2 separate regions of the Homo sapiens genome follow, and region 2 is linked to region 1. A link is a loop called in an ENCODE intact Hi-C map of the cell type or tissue named here. Cell type or tissue: MCF 10A. All regions are shown on one strand. Links, peaks and the distances in the headings refer to the core of each region. The heading gives the core; the rest is flanking DNA.

Region 1 (8,452 bases), core at 68-8,067:
ATGAGCCACTGCACCTGGCTACATGATAGCTCTTAAATGACAGCATTTACCTGTCACTCATTAAAGCTGTTCTCTGTGCTCCTTGGAGCTTTGAGGTTAATTATTCCCAGCACTTTGAAGTGTGGCATTTACCTGGGTGATTTTTCCCAAGATTCTTACTATACTAATAAACATATTTTTAGGCTAGGTCCAGCACAATTCTAGGTTGCAGTTCTGGTTGCACCTTTGCAGGAGTCTAACTGTTGTGGCTTCTATCTCTTGAAAATGATATCCCCATGCCCAACCTTTCAGCTTTGAAGAGAAAGCCTTGTGTTCTGAATCTTTGAAATATTTGAGTAATTAAAAAGGGCTGTTTCCCCCAAAATTTACTCAATTCTCAGTCTTTGAGAATTTTTTCTTATGGAAGAAAAAATTGGGATAACAGTCTGAAAAATCAAAATTTCAAAACAGGCCGGGCACAACGGCTCACGCCTGTAATCCCAGAACTTTGGGAGGCCAAGGCAGGTGGATCTCTTGAGGTCAGGAGTTCGAGACCAGCCTGGCCAAATGGCGAAACCCTGTCTCTACTAATATTACAAAAATTAGCCAGGCATGGTGGTGTGTACCTGTAGTCCCAGCTACTTGGGAGGCTGAGGCACGAGAATGGCTTGAACCTGGGAGGTGGAGGTTGCAGTGGGTCGAGATCGTGCCACTGCACTCCAGCCTGGGCAACAGAGTGAAACTGTGTCTCAAAAAAAAAAAAAAGAAAAGAACAAAAGGCTGGGCACAGTGGCTCACGCCTGTAATCCCAGCATTTTGGGAGGCTGAGGCAGGTAGATCACCTGAGGTCAGGAGTTAAAGACCAGCCTGGCCAACATGTGAAACCCTGTCTCTACAAAAATACAAAAAAAAAAAAAAAAAAAATTAGCTGGGCATGATGGGCGATGCCTATAACCCTGTCTCTACTTAAAAAAAAAATACAAAATTAGCTGGGCGTGATGGCACACACTTGTAATCCCAGCTACTCGGGAGGCTGAGGCAGGAGAATCACTTGAACCCAGGAGGCAGAGGTTGTGGTGAGCCAAGATCGTGCCATTGCACTCCAGCCTGGGTGACAAAGCGAGACTCTGTCTCAAAAAAAAAAAAAAAAAAAAATTAAAAAAAATCCAGAAAACATGCTTTCATTTCAAACTCAAACTCTCAATGAAATTATTTCTAAGAAAAAGAAAAGCAGTCACCAGGTGTTAAGTCTCTCGGCTTTTCAGCTTGTTCTGGTTGAGGTAGAAGAAATGAAACTAGAAGGAGAAGAGGAAGATGGAAAAAAATAGACATTCTGCCCTCGAATTACCAGAATTAATTGAACTATTCATTTCCTTCTCCTTCAGTTTCAAACCCAAGTTGCAGTAATGAGACAGTCACTTACCAACAGGTGGGGCTGAAATAGATCTCTGGAGATCTCCTGGATGTCGACTAGGAAAATAACCTCCAAATAGCACGTTTCCACTCTTTTCACATTTCTTTAGCAGGTGTTTATGTCTACTCAGCAGGCAACTAACCACTTAGTAAAAGAAGCACAGGCCAGGCTGCTCTGGGCATTGTTCTGTTGCTGCTGCATCATAATCATAACGTGCTGACATAGTCTCTGCAGTAAGAGAAGAACGGCACTGGGGAGGAGCAGCCGTGCAGGTCTGCCCCTGAGAGGAAGTGTGGTCAGCATTCCCATGGAGCCCTGACCGGACCGCTCAGGAGTGGGCATTCAGGTGGTGGTGTGAAGTTTTCAGAGGATTTCTTGGAGAGAAAAGTCAATTTAGCAATAGTATAACCACGGGAAAAATATCAGACTTTACATCATTGATCATACAATTGATAATTTATTATTCACTTTCCCTATATCCCAAGTTTCAGAGACTTAAACATATTTAAGGCACTTTGAGCCTCTGTGAAGAAAAGCGTTAAAAGAATATAGCATTTTTAGAGGGAAACTGCTTAGAAACAGAGCTGAGGCCGGGCGCAGTGGCTCATGCCTGCAATCCCAGCACTTTGGAAGAGCAAGGCAGGAGGATTGTTTGAGCCCAAGAGTTTGAGACCAACCTGGGCAACACAGTGATACCCCATTTCTATTGAAAGAAAGAAAAAGAAAGAAAAAGAAAGAAAAGAAAGAAAGAAAGAAAAAGAAAAAGAAAGGAAGAAGGAAGGAAGGAAGGAAGGAAGGAAGGAAAAGAAACTGAGCCGAGGGCTGTATAGCATGAATATTTAATGATATTAGGCTCTGGTGGTGGTTCAATGCACTTGATTGGCTGAGTCTCTTTCTGCACTTGTCCGAGTGGTTCCCCTGTTATTGTCTCAGATGCTCTGTTTCGCCTATTCTATGTTGAGTGCCATCTTTTGGATGGACAAATTCTTCCTCTGGTCATACCTATAGTCCCACTGAGTAAGATTTCTTCATTGAGCATACTTATTGCATGATCACAACTTGCCATGTTCCTGTTCTTCCTGCCCAAGGGCCAGAAAATATTTTTGCATAGATCTGATCTCATCTCTTAACTGTTGATGATATCAATTTAATTCTGCGGTACCTTGATTAAACTTTGGTATTATCTCACGTCCATTTTTTGAGGCTACTGATACATTAAAAAGAGAAGAAATACCAAAAGAAGGAAATAAAAATAATGGTATATTTAAAATATTTACCTTCAAAAGCGTCTTTAAAATGCTTTTAAAGATGCACAAAATATAAAACTGTATGTATAACTTCATTTGGAGATTGTAAGTCTGAATTTGTGGCACTTTGTCAAAGTGAGGTCCGTGAGCAATTAGCCCTCTTTGTCCCTCATGAGATGGGCCTGCCTATTCACGCCTGCATGGGATCTTCTCAGCTGCATGTCCTAAGCTTGGGATATGAAGCTTTCCTGCCACATTCAGTCCCTGGTGAGTGCAATGCAAGGTACATTCTTTTGGTCAGCTCAGTAATGAGTACTTACTATTTCCTGGGCACCATGCCATGCTGGACCACAAAGGTGAACAGTCTCTGCACTCAAGAAGTTTACCATCAAGTGGAGAAGGGGTCATGTAAACAGATTATTTCAGTGTTATGTAGTGATAAGATAGAGGGGTGACAGGGGATTCTAGGAGCACAGATGAAGGGTACTTAGTCCAATTGGAGGATTTAGGGACGGTTTCATGGAGGAGCTAATATCCAAGCTAAATCCTGAAAGATTAGTCAGTCTGAGCAAAGGCACAGAGGCATAAAATGACAGGGTTTGAGGGGTAACTACAAATGGTCTGGTGTTACATAAAGTTGAAGGGTTGAAAGAAAATGAAGTTCACGGAAGAAGAGCCTAGATGATGGAGGGCTTTGAAAGCCATAACTAGGTGCTGGGACTTCATCTGCTCCAGTAGCTCTAATAAAGAGTGTTACATGGAGAGATTTATGTTCTGAATTGATCATTCTGAGAGCAGAGTGAAGGATAGATTTGGGAAGGGCAATTCTGGAGATGCAGAAGCCATGGTAGTGGCAGTGGCAGTGTCAATGGAAAGGAGGGAGTTAACTTGGGAACTATCAGTAGAGTCCACAAAATTTGGTGACTCACTGGGCTTAGGGAGGGAAAAGGTGACTCAGAGGTTTGGGAAGCTGGGTGAATGATGGTGCCATTAACTAGGAAATAAACTACAGGCAGAGGAACAAGTGTAGGAGGCAGAAAGAATGAGGTGCTTGTTTGCAGGAACCCTTGGTTAGCATGGTGCCTTGTATTCAACTGTTTAGTAAATGATTTTTTTATTTTTTAAATTTTCAGTACCTTCCTAATGCTTTTAGAATATGTGTCATGTATCATAAGGTGTGTGTATATACTTAGCATTAACCTCAAGAGCCTGTATATTTGTGAGCACGATCTGGCTCCATCCTGGCTTCAGTTCTTTCCAACTATATTTCAGACCACTTACACCACTCCCTCATCATATTTCTGCCTCCTTCCTGACGTTGCATTCTTTAAGCCGTTTCCTGTCTGAAATGCTCATCTCCTAGCTCTTCACATGTGGGCTTATTTTCGTTTTTCAGAACCCAGCTCAGACGCACCTGTTTAGAGAGCTGTTTCTCAATCACTTGGTCATTGATTGTCTCTCGGCTGCAAATGCACCACGGCATACTCTGCATTGAATTGCTGGAGCTCTGCAAACTACATTTCTCTCTCCAGCTGGCTGTTAGGTTCAATAATAGGTTGCATTAGACCAGATGAGGTTGGAAAATAGGAGGGAAGAAGAGACTTGTGTTCCCTCTAGTTGACCTGCTGTTTCTGTCAGTGTCACCTGGGCAACAGCAACTGGTTCTAGCCTGCATTTTGGTTGTTTTTTGTTTTTGACATTCTCAGAATCAGCAACTGGGCAGCGCCCTCTCGTCAGAGGGCTGAGTCCTGGCTCCATCGGGTCTGACCTCTGAGCTTCTAAGCTGTGATTCCCCTAACCTATCCCTCCCAACTCCCCAGCCCTAGTTGTGGTAGTTGCTTCCTCTAGTTGTCTCTGATATCTGTGTTTCCTCTGTGCTTTTTTTCTAGGCCTCCAACACCTATTTAACATATTCCTGCATTGAAGTCTCTCTGTTGAAATACTTAGTGTGATTTCTGCCTCTTTTTAAATGGCTGGATCCTGACACAACCACTGAATCTGATTTAGGCCTCCACCCAGTCACTGTCTAACACGTCACTGCATGTTCTTCATATACTTTTCCTAACCTGCATTTAAATTGTTTTCCTTTCTCATAATCTCTCTCCTTCACTTAGATATCTGAGACTCTCATTCATCATTGTATTCTCGGTGCCTAACATGGAGCCTGGCATACTGTAGGAGTTTAAGAAATGCTTGTTAAATAAAATGAATTATTTCAAAAGACTGCAGGAGAAATACTGGTAGCTGGCCATACGAAATGGACAGGATTGAGCAAGTCTTTAACTTTTTGGTTCTAGGCCAAGTTATTGATGAATTCTGTAACAACATAACACAGAGAGTCAAGCATAATGCTTCTTATAAACATGTCAGAATGCAATGCATTATTTAATGTAGACCCATCATCATTGGAATACAAGACATACAGTTTATTTACTTTGAATTCTGTACTTACATAACCCCTTACCCCACTTTCTATAATTGGGAATGATAATTACTTACATTGTTAGGGTTTCATGAAGATCAAGAATTGCTAACAGGTTAGATCTACAAAATTTTGTTGATTAGCAAATAATTTTAAATATGAAAGCCATCCAAAAGAATCCACCTGCTGTAACATGCAACATCACCAAACATTTACTTGATAAACATCACCTGCTTATGTTATTTTTTTCATTCTGATATGATTTGAAACAACCAAACATAGAACCAAAAAATCTGGTTAAAAGGAACTGCTTAACTTTTTTACACAGCTATAAATGAAAACTTGAAAACATCTTCTATAGCCTTTTATGTAAGTATCAACTACTGACAAAAAAGACTTGTAACATGCTTCTTATATAATTTGTCAAATAAATGCAAATAGATTAGATGAAATTGATGTCCACCGTGCCAAGTAGAAATATTTTGTTGAACTTTAACATTTAAAGGACATTTTCCTTGTTTTCACTTAAAGTGTGTTCACATCTTCTCCCTTTTCTAACTCAGAAGGAAAAATGCCCCTTTTCTTTCCCAGCCACATTGGGCCACCAGGGTCCTTAAATCCAGCCCTTCTTTCCTCTTCTTTCTCCTTTTAGGATACTACTCTTGCATTGTTAACATGCCCACCACTGTTGTTTCTTTTTCAAAACCCACGAACAAATCTTCCCTCTACTTTGTTATCAGTTCATGCTACTATTTTGTGTCTTTCTTTTTTCACACACAAATTCTGAAGAATTCATGTTCACAGTTTCTATTTTGTAATCTGGCTTTTGCTCTTAACCCACTACTAAAATTGCACTCTTAAGAGTTCACAAATAATTGCCTTATCAATAAGGCTTTTTGAGCCTTCATCCTTCTTGGTATTTCTTTTGCATTTACAGTTGATCCTTCTTGAGACTCTCCTCCTTGATTTGTGGGACCCTGCACTCCCTTCTCTTCTCTTCTACAAACTGTTTTTCCCCTCATGCCATTCATGGCTTTTTCCTCCAACACCCCAAGGCCTGTCCTCTTCTCTTGGCAAGACTTTTCTTGATAATCTTTTCCATCCACCCTTGCATTTCAGATGCCACCTTTATGTGAATGGTTCCCAAAGTTGTATCCAGTCAGTAACTCTTCTGTGAACCCCTAACCTGTACTTTCAAATGCCAATGGGACATGTCTATCTTAGCACTCCTGGCATCTCAAACACATGCCCAAACTCAACTCCTCCATAAAACTCATTTTTTTCCTTCTTTTTATTAACGTTTAACATTTTCTCAGTCAGCCAAGAGGGGAGACTTTGAATCATCTCTCCCTTCTATAACTTTCTTTCCAAAACTTGAAATCAGACATAAAATTCTTTCCATTCTTTTCTCTCCAGAGACGTATCCATCTGTTCGGACGTTCCCATCACCATCACCATCACCTCTACCCCCTCACCTGCACAATTGCTATAACTTAACTGGTGTCTCTCACTTGTTTCTTTCCATTCTAGTTTATCTGCCTCAAGGCTGCCAAAGCGTTTTCCCTAAAAGGATATCTCTGATCATGATACGTCCCTGATCAAGAATCTCTAATGGTTTTATTGTCTCTAGAATAAATCTAGACTCTTAATTTGGTATTTAAGAACTTTAATACCAAATTAACTTTAATAACTTTAATAACTTTTGGGCCTTAAATCAGTACTTTTTCAGTCTTACAAACATCTTATACCTATTTTGTTTCTGTAACTTAAAGAAGATAGACTGTAGGCTGAGTGTGGTGGCTCATGCCTGTAACTCCAGCACTGTGGGAGGCTGAGATGGGCGGATCACTTGAGCCCAGGTGTTCAAGACCAGCCTGTCTCTGCAAAATATAAAAAAATTAGCCAGGTGTGATGGGTAGTCCCAGCTACTCAGGAGGCTGAGATGGAAGGATCACTTGAGCCCAGGGAGGTCAAGGCTGCAGTGAGTTGAGATCATGCCACTGCACTCCAGCCTGGGCGACAGAGTGAAACCCTATTAAAAAAAAAAAGAAAAGAAAAACAGAATAGATGTGGGGCACGGTGGCTCACGCCTGTAATCCCAGCGGATCACCTGAGGTCAGGAGTTTGAGACCAGCCTGGTCAAAATGGTGAAACCCCATCTACACTAAAAATAGAAAAATTAGCTGGGCCTGGCGGTGCATGCCTGTAATCCTAGCTACTTGGGAGGCTGAGGCAGGAGAATTGCTTGAACCCGGGAGGTGGAGATTGTAGTGAGCTGAGATCGCGCCACTGCACTCCAGCCTGGGTGACAAGAGCAAGACTCCACCTCAAAAAATAAAAATAAAAATAAAAATAATAAAAGAATATAGACTGTAGAGTCAGATTGCTAAACTTGAATCCTTGCTCTCTCTCCTACTATCTATGTGACCATGGACAAGTTTCTTAATCTCTGTGCCTCAGTATCCTCATCTATAATACAGGAAAAACAATGCTTATAGGGTTGTGAAAATTGAACATATGTAAAGTGTTTAGGACAATGCCTGGCCTACAGTAAGTTCTACATAATGTGTTTTATTGAGCAAATATTTACTGATGCTTGCATATATGCACATATGCCAGACTCTTCTAGGAATTTGGGGATAACTGGAGTGAACAAAATAAACAAAAATCTCTACCTTTGTGGAGCTTAATACATGACAAGCACTGCTCTCAGCACATTTCATATGTTTAATTTCCACGACACCCCTATAATTGTTGTTCTTCTTATATTACAGGTATAGAAATTATCCTATAATAAAATAATTATCATTAATTACCTGTCATTCTCTGTTTTTGGAATACTCTTTTTCCTGTGCTATCATCTTCAAAATTCTACCTTCCTTCAAGACCCAATAGCATCAGCTGGGCATGGTGTCTCACAACTGTAATTCCAGCACTTTCGGAGTCTGATGCAGGAGGATCACTTGAGGCCAGGAGTTCGAGGCTGTAGTGCACTAGGACCATGCTACTGCACTCTATCCTGAGCAGTAGAGCAAGACTGTGCCTCTACAAAAAAAAAAAAAAAAAAAGACCCACTAACATGCCATCTTACTCCTTGAAATCTCATCTGAATTCTTCCAACCCTTAAAATCTGTATTATGGCATTTATCACATTCTATACACTCTACTATATATTATCAAATATATTAAATATCGTGGTTATTTGCTTGCATTTTGTTATCTCCCTAATGAAGTGTAAGGTCAGGTGCTCTGCCCTATTCATGTTTGTAAATAGTAGCATGATATACTTTGTACCCAAGCACATAATAGATGCTTAACAAATATTTCTTGAATGAATGTACATAAAAGGATTATTTGCATACTCTTTCATTTGACCTCTATTAACTAACC
Region 2 (8,452 bases), core at 359-8,358, 98 kb before region 1:
CACAATTTGAACAGCAGTTAAATTTTTAAATAGATTTTAACAGTTCTTTGGTTGATTCTTGAGGTTCGCTATCTTTCCCGCCCCAAATCAAAACAACTTTAGTCTTCCTTTCAAACATATATATATTTAGTCTTCCTTATTTTATATATATAGTTATCCCTCGGTATCAGTGGGAGATTGGTTCCAAGACCTCCCACAGACAGAAAAATTTGCAGATGCTCAAGTCCCTTATATAAAATGGTGGAGTATTTGCATATAAGGTATACACATCCTCCAGTTACCTAAAATCAGCTCTAGATTACTTATAATACTTAATACAATGTAAATAGCTGTTATATTGTATTGTTCAGAGAATAATGACAGGGAAAAGTCTTTTTTATAAAGACTTATAAGACTTAAAAGCCAGCCACGTGCGATGGTGGCTCATGCCTGTAATCCCAGCACTTTGGGAGGCTGAGGCAGGTGGATCACACGAAGTCAGGAGTTTGAGACCAGCCTGGCCAACATGGCAAAACTCCAGGTCTACAAAAAAATGCAAAAATTAACCAGTTATGGCGGTGTGCTCCTGTAGTCCCAGCTACTTGGGAGGCTGAGGCAGGAGAATCACTTGAACCTGGGTGGCGGAGGTTGCAGTGACCCAGTATCACGCCACTGCACTCTAGCCTAGATGACAGAGTGAGACCCTGTCTCAAAAAAAAAAAAAAAAAAAAGGAAATAAAGAAAATAAAACTTTTTCCTTGTCATTATTCTCTAAACATACATATATGTGCGTTCATCAGTAGTTTATAATGAAGAAAAATTTGGGAAAAAATTTAAAAGTCAAAACCGTCATTAGAATGACCTAAGAAGCTGTGGCCCAGAGCTAGATAAGAGCTGAGGGATAGCCAGAATCTAACCATAAGCTAATATTAAGAATAGATAGGAAGAATATAAAATGTCAGATTCCATCACATACAATGAGGTTACCAAAGAATTCCCTAAGAGATTAAATAATTCAACAGCCTTAAAGTGTCTTAAAAGCAAAATAGGATAACACTTAAATATCTTATAAGAAAAAGAAATTATAAAAGCAACAAAGCAGTTAAGCTTTGCATAAGCTACAATCTTATGGGGACTAGACTTCTCTGAGTAGACAATTAAATTACTGTTTAATTAAAACAATTTTCTTCGTAAAGATGGAGTCTATAACTCCTGGCGTCAAGAAATCTTCCTGCCTCGTCCACCCAAAGCGCTAGGATTACAGGTGTGAGCCATGCCTTGCAAGGTCTTTAGTAATTGTTAAAAGGGTCTCATGGCTGGGTGCGGTGGGTCATGCCTGTAATCCCAGCACTTTGGGAGGCTCAGGAGGGCAGATCACCTGAGGTCAGGAGTTCAAGACCAGTCTGGCCAACATGGTAAAATCCCGTCTCTACTGAAAATACAAAAAAATTAGCTGGGTGTGGTGGCACATGTCTAAAGTGCCAGCTACTTGGGAGGCTGAGGCAGGAGAATCGCTTGAACCTCGGAGGCGGAAGTTGCAGTGAGCGGAGATCGCACCACTGCACTCCAGCCTGGGCGACAGAGTGAGACTCTGTCTCGAAGGAAAAAAAAAGGGAGACCCCAGCCTGGCTGTTAGTGTGTTGTGAAAGACTGAGGGCCTCAGATTTCACCACTGACTGAAATCAACAAGCAGCCATAGACAGCCCAGAAGGTAATTGTATCCCTACTGGGTCTCTTCAACCTCAGGGGAATTTAAACTTTTTAAGGCCAAGGAGTTTCTGTATAATCTCTCCTATGTACCAAAGCCACTCAAAAGGACACTAAAATACTGACATTATTTTGAAAATTACCTGTACTTCTACCTTTCGGCTGTTAACTACTGGTATTATTTTGCTACGCCATGTAGCCTTTCAAACTTTTAAAATGCTGGTCTAACCGTATAGATGACACTGTAAATGTTGTTTTGCAACCTATTTTCCAATTCCTTAGAATAAATTTCTAGGATAAAATTATTAATCAGATAACAAAAGCATTTAACACTTTGACACATACTGCCAAAGCTGCCTTCTGGATTTGTACCAATTCATACCCCTACCAGCGTTGCACATGAATGTCTGTTCTCACAAACACAAATCAATTTAAGAATTATCAATCTTTTAATTTTTGGGATCTGGTATGATAGAACATATTTTTACAAGTTATAGCCATTTGAATTTCTTCTTTCATCCATTTTATCTTTTGCCCATTTTACTACTAGAGTGCTTTTTAATAAGTAGAATTTAACTGATATCCCTGTAGTCTTAACTAGAACATACTTAATATAATTTCATCCTTTTTTCTTATATCAGAACAATGGCTTTTAATCCAATATATTTATGGAAAAAAAAAACTAAGGAAATGTAAAAGACCTATTTTGCCACAGTTCTAATTTAATCATAACCAGAATCTCCAGTGTCTTTTTTTTTGTTTTTGTTTTTGAGATAGGGTTTCGCTCTGTCACCCTGGCTAGAGTTCGGTGGTGTGAACATGGCTCACTGCAGTCCTGAGCTCCCAGGCTCAAGTGATCCTTCCCACCTCAGCCTCCCCAGTAGCTGGGACTACAGGTGCATAACACCACACCCAACTAATTTTTTTGTATTTTTTGTAGAGACAAGATTTCACTGTCACCCAAGCTGGTCTTGAACTCCTGGACTCAAGTGATCCACCCACCTTGGCCTCCCAAAGTGCTGAGATTACAGGCGTGAGCCACCACGCGCAGCCATAAAGGGTACATTTTTAAAAGCACTTCACAAATACGTATTATTCAAGAACAGTTTTTTTCTTTTTTTTTTTTTTTTTTTGAGACCAGGTCTCACTCTGTCACCACGCTGGAGTGCAGTGGCGTAATCAGAGCTCACTGCAGCCTCAACTTCTCAGGTTCCAGCGATCCTCCCACCTAGCCTCCCAAGTAGCTAAGACCACAGTCGCATTCCACCACACCTGGCTATTTTTGTATTTTTTTTGGTAGAGATGGAGTTTCACCAGGTTGCCCAGGCTGATCTGCAACTCCTGAGCTCAAGCGATCCACCCACCTCGGCCTCCCAAAGTGCTAGGATTATAGGCATGAGCCACCACGCCCGGCTAAGAACAGTTAATTTTCCACACACTCAAAGAAATGTTCCATTCTTTGATGGATATATCTGTTACTTAAACAAAAATCCACCTAAGTTTTTCAACATTCTATACAATTCTGCAGGGAATTTAAAAAATCCATTCAGATGTAACTAAATCAGTCCTGTCAAATACACTCTTCCATAATAAAAGATGAAGACACAGAGACAACAAAGAGAAGACAGAGGACAGAGAGAAGAAATTCCCTTCCCCAATCCCATACAGACAGACAACAGACACAAGAAGGAACCACATGGACAGAGAAAGAGAGAAATGAAGAACCACAAGGCTAGTGAGAAAGACTGATATATGTGCTAGGTTGGGAGTGGACAAAAAAGTAAGTACTAAGGCGGGATGGAGGCACTCTGCCCAGGAGAAGGTAGAGGCAGGCATAGCAAATCTAGCTTTGGTAGTAAATTCAAGTCTGTAACAAATTTCCTACAAGGAATTTCTTTATATCTAGTTTAAATTATTTGCCCTGTAGGTGGAGCTATTTCCTCTTACCTGATTTTTCAGTAGAAATTAAGCTCCCATCTTCTCTAATATTTCACGCAACATTTAACTCTTGATTATTTAAAAGAGAGAATATATTATTCTAAAGTAAGAAAATTCACTTACATTTGGCTTTAGGATACAACTAATCAGATGAATACAAACATACACATGGGTCCACAAATCCACCCTCGTAAACTCTGTCCTCCCTCCTTGCCCTCTCCTGTCAGTCTAAAACGTAAAAGAATGGACTCTGAAACAGGCAACAGAAAGCAATCACCAAGAGTTACTTTATCAGAAAATCCTACTTTCCAATGCCTAGAACTCTGGGTAACCATGTGGAAGATTTTTTGGTTATAAGGGTAAACATTAAAATTACCTAAGGGGGTCAGGCGCAGTGGCTCACACCTGTAATCCCAGTACTTTGGGAGACCGAGGCGGCTGGATCAGGAGATCAGAGATCGAGACCATCCTGGCTAACACGGTGAAACCCCATCTCTACTAAAAACATACAAAAAAATTAGCCAGGGGTGGTGGTGGGCACCTGTAGTCTCAGCTACTCGGGAGGCTGAGGCAGGAGAATGGTGTGAACCTGGGAGGTGGAGCTTGCAGTGAGCCGAGATCGCGCCACTGCACTCCAGCCTGGGCGACAGAGCGAGACTCCGTCTCAAAAAAAAAAAAAAAAAATTTACCTAAGGAATCTCCATCTGGATTGGCATCATTTATTTTTATATATTACTCTCATTTACCCCATATGAAAACAGATAGCTTCTAGGGACCTATACCCAGCATTAAGCTTTTCCATTTCATTGTGTAAATAATTCCAACTCTTTTAACCTGTCCTCAGAAATTTCAAGTCCAACCAACTTCATGACTTTTTTCTGAAACTTTTAAGATTTCTTTTCCTCTAAACTGTAGGGTCAAATATGATACTCAGATGGGGAACTTAATATTACTAAGTAGGAGGAAATTACATCAGTTTCCAGTACATCTACCTGTGGAATTAAAATTGTGGTGGCTCATGCCTCTAATCCTAACACTTTGGAAGGCCACGGTGGGAGGATCACTTGAGGCCAGGAGGTCAAGACCAGCCTGGGCAACACAGTGAGATCCCGTCTCTACAAAAAAATAAAAATAAAAATAAAAATTTTTTAACCTAGACGAATGGAAAAACAAGATGTGGTATATTTGTACAGTGGAATATTAATTCATCCATAAAAAAGAAATGAAGTACTGATTCATGCTACAATATGGATGAACCCTGAAAACATAATGGTAAGTGAAAAGAGGCCAGTCACAAAAGAGCCTATGTTATGTAATTTCATTCATATAAAATGTCTAGAATAAGCAAATCCAAAAAGAAAGTATATTCGTGGTTGTCAAGGGCCAGGTGGTGGACAGAATAGGGAGTGACCATTAATGGGTACATATTTTGGAATTATATAGTAGTGATGATTGCACAACCTTTTTTTTTTTTTTTTTTTTTTTTTTTTTTTTTTTTTTTTTAGCACTGCAGCCTCGATCTCCTGGGCTCAAAGCTCAAAAAATCCTCCTGCCTCAGCCTCCCTAGTATGCTGGGACTACAGAAGCATACCACCATGCCCAGCTGTTTTTTTTTTTTTTTAAGAGATAGGGTCTATGTTGCCCAAGCTGGTCTCAAACTCCTGGGCTCAAGAGATCCTCCTGCCTTGGCCTCCAAAGGTGCTACTAATACGGGCGTGAACCACCACGCCTGCCTGCACAACCTTGTGAGTATACTAAAAACTAATGAATTCTACAGTTTAAAAGACAAAATTTTATGGTATGTGAATTATACCTTAATAAAGTTATTTTTAAAATGAAATAAGAAATTAGTGGTTAAGATCCACAAATTTTATGGACTACAGAGTTAGATGATCTCTCTGTAGCTTCTGGTTCTAACAAAAATTAAATTTCATTCAAACCTGTAGTGTGCCATTTACTCAAATGCTTTTTTCATTTGGTCCTCAAGAAAATCCTGAAACCGAGGCTCAGAAAAATTGAGTAACATGCCCAAAGTCAATAGCGCAATTTAGTGACATTAAAAAGTATTTAAACTCAGTTTTGACTCTATTATCCCTACTTTCCAATATGCAGCTACCGCATACATTTCTGAATGTGCCGTAAGACAACGAAGCAAATCTTCGCAGGCAGAAATAAGTTTTAAAACCTACTACTGCTTAATAAGTGGAATGAAGTTTCAACGTATTGTGTCAAAGACTGAATGATGTAGCAGTTACTTTTCTATAGAATTATGTGTATTTAATAAACAAAATTTACATTACTATACATATACTCTAATGAATTTTTACATCTTTAGGTCTAATTTTAGCAACCTGACTAAATCACAGAATTCTCAAATGATCCCAACACTTCAAACATTAAATCTAGTGACAACAGATTTAATTATTTCAATTCCAGGAAGATAAAAAAAAATTCCCTGAAGGAATGGCTAATAACATTTATTTGGAAATATCTGTAACAATAGCTAAACAAAAATTTGATAGTAAAAATAATCAACTTCTCAGAAGCAGGCTGAACTAAAACTCAAGATTTACTGGCATTGGGATTTTGTCTGTTGGCTTGAAATAAACTTTATCTTAAAGCCAACCTTTAAAAAAGTTTACAATCACACAAAATTCCAGTATGCCCCATGATCAATCAAAAGTCAGTTAAATGCCAGAATGAAATCTGAAAGAGCTATTTTACTTTAAAATGTCAATAATCTTTTGACTTAATAGTTTGAATATCCAGAGACATCTGACAAAAAATATGCAGACACTAATTAAGACTGAAACATGCTATTAATTCTATGAAAATATTTTGTTCTTTAGCTTTATTCATCCCGGTTTTCTTCCCCGTGGTGTGTTTTTCCTTCTTCACACTAATAGTATCTCATAGATTAGAAAGCCCCTAATCACAAATTCCAGGAGTCTTTTTATTAACCACTAAACAGCTCACCACAGATATATATGGGTGTGTATGTTCCCTTTCCTGACACTGCTTCAAAGACAACAATTTTATAGTCACATATATGATAGATGGCAGTCATCCCTAGTTTATTCAAGTATTCTATCTATATATTTCCTTGTCCACATCCCTGGCCCAAAATTACTTAACTGAGAACACAAAAACAGTGAAATCTATAATATAGAAATATATGAAAATTACCCTACTCTAGCTTAACCCACTCTAACCTGCATTATTTTCTTTTCCGAGGATTTCTCTCACAAGGTAGTTTGCTCTGATTATGAAAGAGAACAAAGACAATAATATTTGTAACAAAGCAAGCTTTAAAAACTAATGCCAATTTTAAGGAAAGCCTCCCTAATATCAAATTTTTTACCATTTATAATACTAATTATTCATTTGAAATCTAGTTCCCATATCACTATTTCTTATCTTTCAAAAAAATTCTAACTGCTTTTAAACAAGAAAATTCAGTTCATCCTTTCTGAGTATTTTCTATCAATTCCATCCCTGTACTTTTATTATCATACATTGTCAAATTTACAAATGCTTTTCATTAAAAACCACCCAATTACTTAATCTTGCCAATCATATTTTTGATTCTTAAAAGAATACTTTGTCTACTCACAGATAAATGATGATGTATTGTTTAGAAACTGAAGGCTTCCTCTCAGAGAAATAAATCAGTTGCCCATTCTTCCCTCATTTAAAATAAGGTTGCTGTTTCTAGATGTGAAAAAGGCTGAGAAGTTGTCTCCTGTCATATGGGTATTAATCAAATACTAGCCAGGAGACACACACAATGTTCAGGGAGTACTTCTCTTACAGTTTGATGTGTTAGCAGATTATGAACAAGAAAAAAAAGTTTGGCAAAAAGCTATTACACTTCACTTTAAACAAAAAGTTAAAAACCTGAGGCTATGACTGACAATAGCAAACTATACCTTATGCTAATTTCTCATGATTCTTACATAACAGATATCTGTGTTGACTATATCAACATAAAATATATCATTTATTTCTCAAAATACATCTTCTCCTATCCAAGAAATGAATTACAAATACCTGTTATGACATTTCAAATTACTTTAAAATAAAATACACAAAACTGCCTTAAATTCAAGGACCACACATAGGTACTTTTAAAAACCACAGCAGATTACACATTGGAATAGAGGTATCCTTTAATCTGAATTTGTAAAAAAGTCAGCAATAGAACATTCAAACAGAAACAGGAAAAAGCAAAAAAAAAAAATTAAGAGAAATGATGTCCAATTTTGTGTGCTTAGGCAAAACAAACAAAACCATAAACTCACAACTGTTCTCTTACTAAGTGAATCCGGCTGAAGCTATATTTGTTTCTTTACTGTGATTACATGAATATTACCTATCAGATGGATACTTACACCTGATTCTAAGTAAACCAAATGGACAAATACTTTAATCTTAAGGGAATGTAAACAGAAAAACAGAAGAATCAATCCAGGTTTGCACTGGATATAACAAACTTTCTCCAATAAAATATTTTCAGAATATTTTAATAAATAAATAAATAATAATAGAGTGGTGGGAAATGAAGGCTAGTAAGAAGCAATCAGGAATGAAGTATTTTTACTCTAATAAAACCCTCAGGAAAAAAGAGCATAAAATTCTTTCACATAAAGGTATTAAAAAAATGTAATCTTTTAGCTTTCACTGTAATTAAAATGTCTGAAGGCAGGAATTTAGCAGACTTCACTATGACTGAACACATATCTATGATTTCTTAAAACACAGAAAAGCATGTACATATGAAATGTGGATCCTGAATAAAAATTTATAACAAAGAAAAGAAGATGATGTG

The links. Hi-C counts contacts between places; a loop is a spot of excess contacts. Peaks named below come from ENCODE experiments on the same cell type or tissue, not always from the same donor. Only the 100,000 strongest peaks of a DNase experiment are listed, where the experiment ranks them.
Region 2: a loop joins it to region 1, with 4 times the contacts of the local background. A loop is called at or near these places in 4 of 110 quality-filtered maps.

What each region holds. Positions count from the first base shown.
Region 1 is chr14:67,182,520-67,190,971 of GRCh38, reverse strand. GARIN2 (golgi associated RAB2 interactor family member 2) reads right to left here and starts at 1,532. Exons shown (of 8, transcript NM_001395907.1): 1 at 1,403-1,532. LOC105370538 (a long non-coding RNA gene) reads left to right here and starts at 1,608. Exons shown (of 5, transcript XR_007064215.1): 1 at 1,608-1,739. It also overlaps a transcript of GPHN not described here. RefSeq lists an enhancer at 3,446-3,740. In MCF 10A, for the core only: no CTCF peak of the experiment used is centred there; DNase peaks (open chromatin) are centred at 2,961 and 3,591.
Region 2 is chr14:67,281,223-67,289,674 of GRCh38, reverse strand. All of the region lies in intron 3 of PALS1 (protein associated with LIN7 1, MAGUK p55 family member), which reads right to left. It also overlaps a transcript of GPHN not described here. Among named protein-coding and RNA genes, the nearest start is that of PALS1, 44 kb to the right of the region's middle. In MCF 10A, for the core only: CTCF peaks have their summits at 3,409 and 3,614 (motif pointing right); no DNase peak of the experiment used is centred there.